Linked DNA regions of Homo sapiens: regions 1 and 2 are each linked to region 3. The links are chromatin loops, found by intact Hi-C in ENCODE. Cell type or tissue: endothelial cell of umbilical vein. All regions are shown on one strand.

Region 1 (5,000 bases), 180 kb after region 3:
AGACAGTACAAAGTTACCACAATACCCCCACCTTGTAAACTTGACATCCATATGCACCTCTTTTAATAGCACTTAGCTTTCAAATAAAGGCAATTTTAAAAAGCATACTTCCTGCCAATATGATGCCACTGTTCTTCATTCAACCACACATACCCTAACCCTCTCCCCTAAAGAGAATACAAAGTATTTATTCATCTTTGGGTGATGTTCTTTCCTCTTCTAGCTGAGTCACACTCTCCCATTGATATCCTGTAGTTTAGCTTCTGAGATATAACAAGCTATAAGAGTAACTTATTAACATATCTTTCACTATTATGTATAGGCAAATGGGAGGAGAGTAAAAAATGGTTGACATGTATTTTAATATTTTCATATCACAATGAAAAAGAAATGTTTATAACAGTATAGTCTTTTTTTCCACAAATGGTCACATGATTGTAGCTGGTTTCTATAACTACCTCTTCCATTACCCATTTCATAATCTGTTTTCAGCAAGCACCTCAACTCACTGGTACACTTGACTTTCTATAAAACAAGCTCCTTGGTCAGGAGCAATGTTATACAGAATGCCATAAAGTTGAGTAAGGAATTCTCTAAGCCCACCACTGTGGTTTTGCCAGAAGCACTGCAGATGTGGAAGGAAAGTCCATATTCAGAATGTCTAAGTGGACTAAAACAAAGCAAAACTTGCCAGCAGCCAGAGAAAGTTGATATATCATGATATATCATGATATATCATGTCTTTAAGAATGATTGCTGAATTCTCATCAAAATCAACAGAAGCCAAAGAGGAAAAAGTATTTTTAGAGTACTTACAAAACAAACAAACAAACAAACAAACAAAAAAACTCTCTAGCTAGCTTCCTATGAACATGAAAGTCTAATTTTAAACCCTTTGTCAAAAATCATTGTTAAAAAGGTGGAAAGTCAGTGCACAGATTGGGAAATTATATTTGCATTGGTGTATTTCTGAAAAAGATTCAAATGCAGAATATATAAAAAACTTGTACAAGTCAACAAGCAATGAGAAAACAATACAAATGGCCAAAACTTGAAGAGACACTTCAGAAATATGATATCTAATAGTAATAAGCATACACAAAAAGCACTTAATATAATTACTCATTAGGAAAATGAAAATGAAACCCCATTGAGTGATCCCCCTGTGCCCTTTCAGCACCCCAGTTGTATTAATGTAGCCAGGAGGAAATGACCACAAGAGGATAATGAAAAATAGTGACTACTTCCAGGGGAAGGGATGGCCAAGTAGGTTTTCTAGAAACTTCTGTTAAATTAAGTTTAGCCTAAAGCTGCCTCCTTATTTATTTAAAACTCAGGGCAAAGGTTTCTCCATACATAGGGCCCTGTAACCTAACAGGATGCATAAACAGGCTACAGTCTGCTCTCTACCAATCCCTAAGTTTCGGCCATAGGTGGCCAACTGTTCAAACATGTTCAAATAAGGCAAATGCCAAGCTTTAACCAATCCATCTGTTTCTGTACCTTACTTCCTTTTTCTATAAGTCACTTTACTTTCTCTGTCCATAAATATTCTTTGACCATGTGGCAGTGACAGAGTCTCTCTGAACCTGTTCTGGTCTGGTGGGGGGCTGCCTGAATCTCTAATCGTTCTTTGCTTAATTAAACTCTGTAAAATTTAATTCGTCTAAAGTTTTTCTTTTAACATGTCCATCATTGAACCATGTTCAGTGGAAGAAGAAAAAGCAGTAACAGGCTAAAGACCGGAACACTGAAGGAAAGCAGGTTTTACTAGGAAAAAAGAAAGTTGGTATTCATTGGCCATACTATATGTCAGGCACTATTTATACATTTCAAATTCATTACCTAATTTAAGCATCATACACCCTACGAGATAGGTTTTAGTCTTCCAATTTTTTATATTTGGGAAATGAGACACAGCTTTCCCTAACTTTGAAAAGCATCTCTAACTAAAGTCAGCCAGGGTGTAACATCTTAGAGGGCTCCTAAAAAATCAAAGTTTGGACTATGGAGAAGCAAATAGCCACAAAGCAGCAGCATTGGCTTTCTCAGTGAGGATGACAAGATGACAAACCTAGGCACAAATTGCCTCAGGATCAACAGATGGAGGAAATCACCGACTAAGTATTTAAGAGTGCTGAATGTATCAGTGAGTCTCTTCTACAGTAGTGTGCTATGAAGCACAAGAGGCTAGAGGGAAAGATGAGATACTATTCCTTAAACACTCCAAGCGGGCTTCCATATCAAGGCCTTTGCCCACTCTGCCTGCAATGCTATACCCCCACAAAACCTCATGGTGTAGCTCTGAACTCCTCTACGTCTTTACGCAAAAGTCACCACTTTGTGAAGCCTTTATCGAAATCTTTCTATTGTATATTCCTTCTTTGAGAATCAGGCTCTAGCGTATTCCACGTGTTGAGAACTAAAGCACCAAGTTCTGAAGCACTGCCACCTGGTGTCCCGCTGAACTATTTGGTGAGGTTTACGCTGGCTTCCCTGCTGCCCTCCAGTGTTCACGGGCTAAGCTGTGATGAAGCCTGGTTGCAATAGGAGCTAGCATTTCTGAACCAGTCAGTAACCTTCCCATGGTAGTAATCATGTGAGACAGGATTCAGCAGGACTGGCTGAGACTTTTTTTTTTCTTTGAAGGAAGCAATTTTTATCCCTTACGCAGCTTGTCCCTGCTACTGTGTCTTGTCTCCATTGCCTGGATCCAGACCTCACAAGTTATTTATGTATTTATGTATTTATTTATTTATTTATTTATTCCAAGGCAGAAGAATTTTTCTTAGTACAGAACAAAATGGAGTCTCCTATGTCTACTTCTTTCTACACAGACACAGTAACAATCTGTTCTCTCTTTCTTTTCCCCACATTTCCCCCTTTTCTTTTCTACAAAACCGCCATCGTCATCACTGCCCGTTCTCGATGGTCGCTGTCTCTTCGGAGCTGTTGGGTACACCTCCCAGACGGGGCGGCCGGGCAGAGGCACTCACTTCCTAGACGGGGCGGCCGGGCAGAGGCGCTGGCTGGGACTTTTTTAAATTTCATTTTTAAAATATTTTTCCCTTAATATGTGAGGTTGATTGATTTCAAAATGGCAAATATAATATATGGGATGGTTTAAGCTAATAGAATACCTTGGAAACAAAGGTTGGCATTATTGCACAAGGTGGGAAGTTTTTCTCTATTAAGTGAGAGTTCATCTACTGCTCTGTCCCTTACTGTAGTATAGAAATATCCTAAGAAGTGAGAACAAGAGTCAATGATGGAGAGAAATAAGCCATTGTAGGGAACACAGTGCAGCATACTCTCTCCATGTTATCATATGCTGCCCAACCTCCCAATATAGCATCATAACGCCACTGATTTCCCACTAACAGTAAGAAACATGATAGAACATGGATATGTATTATAGTACATAAAATATGCTATGCAAATTGCAAAATGCCCCTCGGAAAAATACTGAATTTTATCTTGTGGATAGACTGCACTGCAATTTCAGATACAGTCTCCCAACCCCCCAATATTTTCTATATTGAATGCATCTGGTTGAGTGCCTAAGATACAGAAGTTATTGTATTAGATGATTTATTCGGTTGGTGTAAAAGTAATTTCTGCTTTTTCCATTACTTATAATGTAATGGCATAACCATTATATAGGCTTGGATTGCATTTCTGGACCTACCACTCATTGGTTGAATTATCTTGAGCAAATTACTTAATAACTTTTATGCTTCAGTCTCCTTATCCCTACAATGTGGATATTGATAGTACTTACTACAAAGGGTTATTTTGAGAAATAAACAAAATGACAAATGCCAATGCTTAGCCCAGTACCAACAAAAAGCTACTGGTTACTTACAGAAAAGGAAATTGAATATGAGAGAGATTAAATGTCTTGCCTAGCATCACAAAGTGTCAGAGTTGAGCCTTCCCTCCATGCCTTATGTAGAGCAGATACCTTTTCTCACCCCAAGAATAACTCTCTATCTCATTACAGTGCTATATTGTCTTTATAGAGCTTATCACCGTATAGAATTATCTTATTTTGTAAAAACTCATTTATTTAACTTCTTCTCATTGCACTCTAGTCCCTTTTCTATCTCTTCACCACCATGTTCTCCATGCCTGGAACAATGCCTAGCACACAGGAGACACAAACAATACATGTTTGTTGAATGAATGCACAAAAGGTAAAATTATGTCCAGAGTCCTTGCAATTCAAATATTAATATAACAGTTTAAGCTGGATTAATCTTTGTGTTATTTATCCAGAATTGTCAAGATTTATATCCTGTAAGTTTCTTAACGTAATATTTAAATATGTAAAGGCTAAATAGTTGAATACTAGCTTTGGTTTATCTACATTGGTTTATTTTTGCACTTTGGGGGAATTAATAAATAATCTTACTAAAAATTTTATCTATAAATCCCTCACTTTACTCACTGTGGATATGAGGTAGAAAAAATTCTGAGGCATTTTTCTCTGTAGTGCATGCATCTTATCTTTTATGTTGCAAAAGTTTTTCAGAGGACTCATGTATATGTATATATTTTTATGTTTTAAAAAATTCTGTGTGCACACATACACACACACACACACACACACACACACTCCTTGCATAAGAGTTGATATACAGGCCCACTGTTTGCTCAAAACAGAGAAAGCAAATTGACCTTGTTTCCCTTCACTATCAGGGTGGGTACATTTAGAATCCTCCCTGATATATTAGGCTGTTAAGAATGATAAAGATTGATATTACTAGTTGAGTTGTCCTGTGGCCAAAGTGGGGAGGAAGGAAACTAGGATCATGCACTCTTCCAGAAAGAGAATCTCGTAAGGCTGTATTTAGTTGCCAACAGGCTTGGCCTTTACTTCAGGTCAAATGTGTGGCTATACCTTGCAGGATTCTGTCCTACTATTATAGATAGAGGAATTCTCCCTGCTGTTAGAGGTATATCTTCTTGATCTGGACACTGCTCCTTCAACATGTGGG
Region 2 (5,000 bases), 61 kb after region 3:
GTACTATGCTGTTTTGGTTACTGTAGACTTGTAGTGTAGCTTGAAGTTGGGTAGTGTGATGCCTCCGGCTTTGTGCTTGTTGCTTAGATTGCTTTCACTATTTAGGCTCTTTTGGTTCCATATGAATTTTAGAATAGTTTTTTCCTAATTCTGTGAAAAATGGCATTAGTAGTTTGATAGGAATAGCGTTGAATCTGTAAATTGCTTTGAGTAGTATGGACATTTTAAAGATATGGATTCTCCTAATCCAGGGTATGCAATGTTTTTCCTTTTTTGTGTGCCATCTCTGATTTCTCTCAGCAGTGTTTTGTAGTTCTCTTTGTAGAGATCTTTCACATCCTTGGTTAGCTGTATTCCTAGGTATCTATTCTTTTTGTGTCTATTGCAAATGTAATTTTGTTCTTTAGTCTTTAGGACCCTGCTCAAGGTCCTGCAGCATTGCCACTGCTGAGCCATGCTCCTGCTGCTCGGCCCAGCACTCCAGTGTCCCAGCTGTCAGCTTGAACAGACAGCTCGAACATTATTGGTGTATAGCAATGCTACTGATTTTTGCAAATTTGTTTTGCATCCTGAAACTTCACTGAAATCTTTTATCAAGTCTAGGAGCCTTTCGGCAGAACCTTGAGGGTTTTTCTAGATATCAAATCATACTGTCAGCAAAGACGGATAATTTGACTGCTTCTTTCCCTGTTTGGGTACACTTTATTTTTTTCTCTTTCTTGAGTGCTCTGGCTAGGACTTCCAATACTATACTGAATAGGAGTACTGAGAGTATACATTATTTTCTTGTTCCAGTTCTCAAGGGGAATGGTTCCAGCTTTTTCCCATTGAGTATGATGTTGGCTGTTTGTCATAGGTGGCTCTTATTATTTTGTGGTATATTCCTTCCATGCTTAGTTTGTTGAGGGTTTTTATCATAAAGTGATGTTGGACTTTATTGAAAGCTGACTGCATCTATTGACATGATCATATGGTTTTGCTTTTAATTCTGTTTCTGTGGTGAATCACATTTATTGATTCGTCTATGTTGAACAAACCTTGCACCCCAGGAATGAAGCCTACTTGACCTTGAATTAACTTTTTGATGTACTGCTGGATTCAGTTTGCTAGTATTTTTGTTGAGGATTTTTACGTTTAAGTTTGTCAGGGATATTGACTGATATTTTCTTTTTTCATTGTGTCTCTGCTGGATTTTACTATCAGAATGATGCAGACTACATTGAGTGAGTTAGGAAGGAACCCTTCTCCTCAATGTTTTGGGAATAGCTTCAGTAGGATTGGTACCAGTTCTTCTTTGTACAACTGGCTGAATTCTGTTGTGAATCCATCCAGTCCAGGGGTTATTTTTGGTTGGCAGGTTTTAAAAAATTATTATTACTAACTCATTTCCAGAACTCATTATTAGTCTGTTCAGGTTTTCAATTTCTTCTTGGTTGAATATATAGAGGTTATTTTCTTCCAGGAATTTATTCGTTTTCTCCAGGTTTTCTAATTTTTATGAATAGTGGTGTTCCTAGTATTCTCTTAGGGTCTTTTGTATTTCTATGGGATCAATTGTAATGTCTCCTTTGTCATTTCTGATTGTGCTTATTTGGAACTTCTCTCTTATTTTCTTCATTAACCTACTTAGTGGTGTATCAATCTTGTTTATTCTTCCTGAAAGACAACTTTTGGTTTTATTGATCCTCTGTATGGATTTTCAAGTCTCAATTTTGTTCAGTTCTTTTCTGATTTTGTTTATTTATTTTCTTCTGCTAGCTTTTGGCTTTGTTTGTTCTTCTTTTTCTAGTCCTTCTAATTGTGATGCTAGAATGCTCACTTGAGATCTTTCTAATTTCTTGATATAAGTATTTAGCAGTATAAACTTTCCTATTAACACCTTTAGCTGCAAACCAAAGACTCTGGAATTTTGTCTTTCTGTTTTCATTAATTTTTGCTCTACTTTGTTGTTTACCCAAAAGTCATTGAGGAGCAAGTTGTTTAATTTCCGTGTAACTGTGTGGTTTTGAGAGATCTCCTTGGTAATGATTTCCATTTTTATTACACTGTGGTCCAAGATTATGCTTGGTATGATTTTGGTATTTTTGAATTTATTGCAATTTGCTTTATGGCTTCAATTTCTCAATAATTTTGAGATTAATATCATGTACTATACAGAAGGTAACATCATCACAGATTCAGGAGGAAAGAAACGCTTTCTGTTGAAGTTTTGATATCATGTCTGAAATGAGAAGGAAACAGCTTGCTCCCTTGGATCCGTGGTTCCTCCTGTTGCCTCTAGAGGGCGATGTTGCATCAAGTAGGCATCTGTTTTCATCGCAGACCATCCTCATCCATTGAGCCTCCTCCCTGTAGCTGGCTGATGTAGCTCGTTGATGTCTGTGTGGATAGGGAGCTGTGACGAGAGCAAGAGGTCAGAACACATCCAGGCTCCTTAAGGGAAAGCCTCTTTCTGTTTCTGAAACTTTTCAAAGCCAGGGACTTGTCCAATCCAACCTCCTCACAGTTCCTAGCTCCTGAGGCTCAGCGCCCTTGGCTTCTGTCCGCCCAGCTTAAGGTCCTGCAGCATTGCCACTGCTCAGCCATGCTCCTGCTGCTCGTCCCAGCGTTCCAGGTGATTTTTACCCTGGGTGAGTAACATTCCATTCTTTTTCCTTCCACAGAAGTGACTGTGTTGTAACTGAATCTAAATTGAGACACATTTTTTACTCAAACAGCATTGATGTTGCAGGAGGAACCAGAGCCCAGTCTGTGACCCAGCTTGACAGCCAAGTCCCTGTCTTTGAAGAAGCCCCTGTGGAGCTGAGGTGCAACTACTCATCGTCTGTTTCAGTGTATCTCTTCTGGTATGTGCAATACCCCAACCAAGGACTCCAGCTTCTCCTGAAGTATTTATCAGGATCCACCCTGGTTGAAAGCATCAACGGTTTTGAGGCTGAATTTAACAAGAGTCAAACTTCCTTCCACTTGAGGAAACCCTCAGTCCATATAAGCGACACGGCTGAGTACTTCTGTGCTGTGAGTGACACAGTGCCTGAGACTGCAGGAGAGCTGAACACAAACCTCCTGAGATGCTGAGACTTTCTGTGACTCAAGAACTCAACCTGTGGAGCTTTCAAGAGGGTCCCTTTTTTCTGTGCCCGTTTTGAAGGCACATAGGGCAGGGTGGGCTGAGCCCTTGGTAGGGTTTGTCTCCGGAATAATTGCTCCAATGTCAATGTCATGCCACATTCAGATATGCTTTGTCCCACATGGAGGTTTCCTGATGAATTTCTTCAGTGGGGACCTCCTCCACACTCTGAAGAAAGCACATCATAAGGTGTCAGAACTCCGAAATAAAAGGCAACAACATTTTTATACAAAATTATTTCTAGCAACCATTATGATTAGTATTGCCTCAGGTGTTAACTTGTGAATAACCGATGTAATTGATTAGAATGTTAGCTAAAAGCTGTGCAGGATGGATTCTCAATTAGGGTAACCCATACAGCACAGATTCTCAATCAGTGTGCTGTAGATTCTCAACCTAGATTTGAAGCTTAACTTCTAGCACATACATAATATCCCACTGTGTGGTATTGACATATTTAAAGTAAATTAGACATAATATCAAGATTTTTAATCTTGTGAGCATTATGCAAAACAGGAAATTAAACATAAATCTTAATACAATATTGAAAAACTAAGCTGTCAAGTTGTGATCTTTTTTAAAACAGCTATTCCAGTGATTTCCAAGTTACAAACTTGAGGGATAAAAATGTAACCAATATAAAGATATCAAATACCCTAGATTCAACTACTTTAAAAACTACTTTAAAACTCCGAGGCATTTTATTTTAAGAGATTACACAGATTTATTATATAAAATTACACAACAAAAAATTCCAGTTGCATTATCAGAGAGTATATGAATTCTAATGGGCATATCCAAGACCAGGGTACCCTATTACTTACTCTGAAATAATTATATCGAAAAACCAACATGTTAAGATATTTTATGTACATGATTATTACTCCAAATTTTTATTTGTAGTTTGATCACATGGTAGAATTAAAAAATGCCTCTCAAAGTATTATAAAATGTTCACACATACAGAAGTTGTCTTCCTTAATTCAACATTTTGTAATTTTTGATGACAAAAATTATGAAATGAATCATCTCACTTCTTAAAAATATTTACAATTGCCTAAATCTCCTCTTTTAAAATGAGATGAAGTTGTATTCTTCCCTTATTATAAAACATGTGTTTAAAGTAGTTTAAAAATATTCCTATGAATTGAGCTAAAAGAGGGTAGAGGGTTTATAATAAAAAATATTTAGACTTGGCTTCTTCTCTTGCACCAAAGACTCAGGTTCTTGCTTATGGTTTCTTTGGCTGCTGACATTCTTTAGTTACTTCTTAGCGTGCCACCTCTTCCAGTTTTACTTTCGTCCTCATTTCATTTTCGTTTGTAGTTTTTCTTACAGATTTGTCTTTTCATTGTGCCTTTTATGGCCTGTTATTTTGATTATGTTCAGATTTTACAGGCCAAGAACACTTAACATGATGTCTATTTTAACAAATTTTTGAAGTGTACAACTCAGTTAACTATTGGCCCAATGTTGAATAGCAGATCTCTAGTAATTCTTCATCTTATCTGATAGAAACTTTGTACCCCTTCATCAACACCTCCCCACTTCTTCTTCCCCCAGCCCCAAGAATGGTAACCACCATTCTACTCTCTACTTCTATTAGTTTGACAGTTTTAGATATCTCATGCAGGCCTTCTATGACTGGCTTATTTCACTTAGCATAATGTCCTTAGGGTTCATCCATGTTTTTGCATGTGGCAGAATCTCCTTTTTTAAAGGTTGAAGAATATTCCATTTTATGCATATATCACATTTTCTTCATTCATCCATCAGTAGATATTTAGGTTGTTCCCATATCTTGGCTAATGTGAATAATGCGGCAGTGACCATGGGAGAGAAAATGTTTCTTCAATATCCTGAATTTAAT
Region 3 (5,000 bases):
TTTTTCTTATAATTGAAGATACAATGGTAGGATGCACAAACAAACATAGTGAATCATATACATATCATGAAGCCACTTTGTTACTTTTTTAAACAAATTTTTTTTTAAGAGAAGTGGTCTTGCTCTGTTGCCCAAGCTCAAGTGCAGTGGCACAATTATAGTTTGCTTTAGCCTTGAACTCCTGGGCCCAAGTGATCTTCCTGTCTAGGTCTCCCAAAGTGCTGAGATCACAGAAGACCCTGTCTCTGCTTCTGAAGGAGCCCAAGGATTGGTTAGGGTAAGCTCAGACCCACTAGATTGCCTGTGGGTGTGAAAATGGTCTTGGGAGTTCCTTGATGCAGGATAACTTCTGCCTACTCCCATGCTCTATGCTGTACACAATCAGTCCTCAGTAAATATTTGCCTTGTTAAATAGTATAAAAGAATTTTAGACCTATAAAAGCATTTAGAAACCTTTTAGTTCAACTTCATTTTATAAACACAGAAACTATATCCAAGATGCCAGTATGAAACCATTAGATAGTAAATGATCTAGCAGTAGAAAGAAACTGGATTTCCTCCCTTCCTCCTTAGCTTCTTGCTCTTGCCTATTCCTGCAGGCACATATTGTTGAACAAAGAGAAACTATCTAATGGCAGCCCTGCCAGGTTGACCTCTGCATTTTGGTTCCGGGAAAGGCTTGGTTCAATCACTTTGACCATGAGAACGGAGAGTTCCAGTTTGTGTAAACATTTACCACTTTGGGCAAGAAAGATATTCAGGCTGAGCCACTGTTATTCTACCAGGAAATCCAGTCCATGACTCACTGGCTGCTGTAGGAGTGAGCCAAACATGGTGGTGCCACCCTCAACCCCCAGAGGTATTTCTAAGGACTTTCCTAAAAATAGTAAGATATATTCATTATGCTGGGTGGATATTCCTTGAAGGAAGGATGTGGACATAGTGAGCATTACTCTACATTGTCAAAAAATAATAATTAGAATAGGGAAGCTAAGGGTAACATGTCCTCAAGTGGTTGATAGTTCATAAAGGTGTGAGAAAATCTTTTCTGGACCAACACATTGACAATGAGTTAGGTAATATTCAATGAAATAATCATAGGGTTGGGAATTTTGTCCAGGGGATGGCCATACCTAAGGCATAGTTAATATGTGGAATACTATGATCCATATGAGTGGTCATATTTAGACCATTACATTCAGTTCTTAATGCTATACTCAAAAGGCCAAATATTGACCTAAATTATCTGTCACCAAAAGGAGGGAAACTCATCCAATAAAGGATTTGAGAATTATATTGTATGAGGAATGAGTGAGAAAAGAGAAAATCCTTAGAATGGAGAAGTTTTACATATGTAAAAACACACATTTTATGTATACATATCTATATTTATATGTTTTAGTTGCTATTTTTCATCATAACTGTCCTTACATACTTAAGGGTGCAAGATGTGAATAAGAAATTATATTCAGTCTTTATAATTCCAGGGGCCTAGTGAGTACAAGTCACAGGAAATGCACTTTTCTTCTGGAAACCAGATAGTCTTGGTATCTGAGGAACCATTTCCCATGGTCACTTATTTAGTTTTGCACTCTCCCTCCTAGCAGACACAGGCAATATTTTGGCTTCCATAGATTTAGTTTTATGGAAGTAATCAGAACGTATCAAAAATTAAAGTAGATAAGCAATTTTTTTTGCAAGAAGAGATAAACCCAGAAATGTACAAGACTGAAGGACTTTATCAATATCTTAGGGAAGAACACTGTAGTGGAGTTTGGGAGAAAAACGGCAGATATGGAACCTGAGCTAGCAATGGCTAAGGCAAGAGCAGTCCATGCCAGAGGAGTTGGCTCATATTTTAGAGGCAAGTTCCACTGAAGATATGAGTCAATCATTGTATTTAAGGACATGCCATATTGATATCATTCATTTTGGTATCAGAAAATAAAAGCACCTTAATAGAAATTTACATGTGGTTTCATTTTTGGAGCCTGCAGCCTGATGTTTTCTGAGAATTTCTCCTTGTTTTTTCTGCACTTTGCAGAATACAAGCCACATAGCAATAGGAAAAGGTTTCTTAAAACATGCCAGATTTCTCCTTGCAAACCAGCCCAATCTATGGGTCAAACTTTCCTATTGTTGGAGTATTTAATAACTCATGGAACTTGTTCCCTTCCTCCTTTATCATTGTACTTTAATTCTTTACCTTTTATTAAAGCCATCCTTACCAAAGAAAGATTCCACATTTCGACTGTTGGTACTGTCAAGTCTCTGGGAATAGAAAGTCATGGGGAAGACCAGTCTTGGAGAAGCAGAGCCTGAGATAATATGCACGTGAAATATTGAGTAGTCCTCTCTCTCTTACTCTTATCTTTGGCTTACATATTCCTTTAAGAAAGAGTCTTTCTCCATAACAAACAAATCATGATGACCGATTTGACTGCAAGGGAATGTATTACTTTTGTTTGTCCAGGACAGTGAATCATGGTGTTTTCCTGATTTCAAACATGTAAACTTGGTGCATCATTGTATAAACACCTGCAACATCTACCTCTTTCTAACTTTTTAACAATGACTCATTAGTTTGCATAAATATCAATCTTGATATCTACATTCTTACTGTGAACTTCATCTCAGAGTGAAGACTTTATTTGTTTGACCTATTGCTCCTTTTGTGCATCTGAGTCCCTCCTAGGGTTATAGAAAAACATTCAAACTGCAAGTTTAGTAGCTACGAATGTGACCACAAGATGGCAGTGCTTCTCTGCTGATGCAGAACACACAGAGGTTTCATTTTAGTGGATTCTGATTAAATAGGTTTATGGCAGAAGTAGAGCCTTTTTCTATTGGCTGAGTAGACAATGTGAGAAACCACTATGATTGTTAGAGGAAAGAAAGGAATACCCGATGATGGAAGTAGCTCTTATGGCTGGAGATTGCAGGTTTATGACTGATCCTATTTGGGAAGAACAATGATGGCAGGCATTCGAGCTTTATTTATGTACTTGTGGCTGCAGCTGGACTGTAAGTTTAGAGTTTTGGGTAACACAGTATATTAGTTGATGATTTTGAGACATCCAGGGGGAAGTCTTGCTTTATTTAGGCTTCCTCTAGTTACTATAGAAAAAGAAAATTCTGGAGAATAATAACTTGATAAACCTTTCTCTTTTTCTTTCTGCACAGGGGTGAGCAGAGGAGAGAGTGTGGGGCTGCATCTTCCTACCCTGAGTGTCCAGGAGGGTGACAACTCTATTATCAACTGTGCTTATTCAAACAGCGCCTCAGACTACTTCATTTGGTACAAGCAAGAATCTGGAAAAGGTCCTCAATTCATTATAGACATTCGTTCAAATATGGACAAAAGGCAAGGCCAAAGAGTCACCGTTTTATTGAATAAGACAGTGAAACATCTCTCTCTGCAAATTGCAGCTACTCAACCTGGAGACTCAGCTGTCTACTTTTGTGCAGAGAATACACATTGCTTTCCAGGCATCTGTAACCATCACCCAAACCTGAGATGGGAGGTGAAGCAGCATCCCTTTCCTTTGCAATAAATTTTAGTTATAGCACTTGTCATTTTGTTTGTTCATAAGTGGAAACTAACATATAGATATTAAAACCATGTAATGAGGTTAGATTCAAAGTGACCCAGAAAGGTTTAGAGCATTTTGTTGGCCAGTTGATGCTTAATGGATTCCGTTTTTCAAAAAAATATATGGTACGCATTTAAGTTAACAACATGAAGTTTTGACACACATGTACATAGTAAAGTAAAGAGTCAGCTAAAGAGACGCATAGGGCAAGGTATGGGAAAAATGGCCCTGAGCTTCCATGCCTTCTCTGGCTCTGCCACCCACCACATGTTCAGCAATCAGGAGGTTCTGCTCAAGGGATCCTTACAGAGATTTAGTGATGTTGGATTTTGTAATCTAGTCTTCAAAGGTGACTTTACATTTGCTATTCAGACTTCTCTCCTATGAATAACCCCTTAGTGTCAATATTGCAATCCCTATTATGGATAAATTTTAACTTTTAGTTTTCAAAAATTGCTTTTGTTATCTTTTTCTTATTGTAAAACATTACATGCCAAAACCAGATAGTGTAAAATATAAAAAATACAAAATTGATAATTCTGTACCCAGATAGGTTTTGCTAATATTAGGTTGGTGCAAAAGTAAGTGCTGTTTTTGCCATTAAAAGTCATGGCAAAAATAACAATTACTTTTGCACCAACCTAATATTTAGATTTGTTTCTTGATAGAGTCCTATTATAATTAGGATCATGATTTTTTCACCTATTCTTATATCTCGAATTGAGCTTTTCTCACTTCGTCCTCTCCTCAAACACATGCTTTTTAATAGCTCCGTGAGAAATTTTCACCAGTCACAGTTATTTTTATTTTCTTACTCTCTGTATCTGTGGTAAAATTTGGCAGTCCCTTCTACCTGCTGTTTCTTGTTGGGAAAACGTGATGAGTTTTCCTTTAGAGTCTAGTTTGGACATATACTCTGTGTGTGCGAGGGAAATTAAAACAGGAAGTGATTTTAAAATGTGAGCTTCAGATTAGAGTCATCAGTATATTCTTCAAAATCTTATTGGTATCTCTTCATATTTACTCTCTCACATAATTGAGAAGAGTTATGTTTTTTAATCACTCTGTTTCTGCAGAACCTAGCATAAGCTTTTTCACATTGTTAATAATCAATAGATGTTTGTTAAAGAAAGAAAAAATGGATTAAACTATTGTATATTCAAAATTTTAACTTAGGCTTTGTGGTTGAATTAAACGTATAATTTTATGTGTGAATAATTAAACTCCTGAAAATGTATATTTGAATAAGTTGAATATTTGAGAGCATATTTCTTTCCATTTATCTATGTCATTCTTTTCCATAAAACTTTATCGTTTTAAGATAATTAAATTTTTTTCTAGACATTTCATTTTTATTGCTACCTTTATCTTTCTTTCTGAGGTATGTGGCAATGTTTTTAATAAATA

The links. A loop is a pair of places that touch in the nucleus more often than their neighbours do. Peaks named below come from ENCODE experiments on the same cell type or tissue, not always from the same donor. Only the 100,000 strongest peaks of a DNase experiment are listed, where the experiment ranks them.
Region 1: a loop joins it to region 3, with 10 times the contacts of the local background. A loop is called at or near these places in 11 of 110 quality-filtered maps.
Region 2: it touches region 3 in a loop (5-fold over the local background); 11 of 110 quality-filtered maps call a loop at or near these places.

The regions. Positions count from the first base shown.
Region 1 is chr14:22,097,927-22,102,926 of GRCh38, forward strand. It overlaps TRA. Among named protein-coding and RNA genes, the nearest start is that of TRD-AS1, 380 kb to the right of the region's middle. RefSeq lists an enhancer at 2,366-2,660 and a silencer at 2,366-2,660. In endothelial cell of umbilical vein, a CTCF peak has its summit at 2,490 (motif pointing left); a DNase peak (open chromatin) is centred at 2,495.
Region 2 is chr14:21,976,095-21,981,094 of GRCh38, forward strand. It overlaps TRA and TRAV8-6. Among named protein-coding and RNA genes, the nearest start is that of OR4E1, 300 kb to the left of the region's middle. In endothelial cell of umbilical vein, a CTCF peak has its summit at 2,274 (motif pointing right); no DNase peak of the experiment used is centred here; H3K27me3 peaks cover 393 bases.
Region 3 is chr14:21,915,283-21,920,282 of GRCh38, forward strand. It overlaps TRA and TRAV13-2. Among named protein-coding and RNA genes, the nearest start is that of OR4E1, 240 kb to the left of the region's middle. In endothelial cell of umbilical vein, a CTCF peak has its summit at 2,746 (motif pointing right); DNase peaks (open chromatin) are centred at 719 and 2,639; H3K27ac peaks cover 3,309 bases.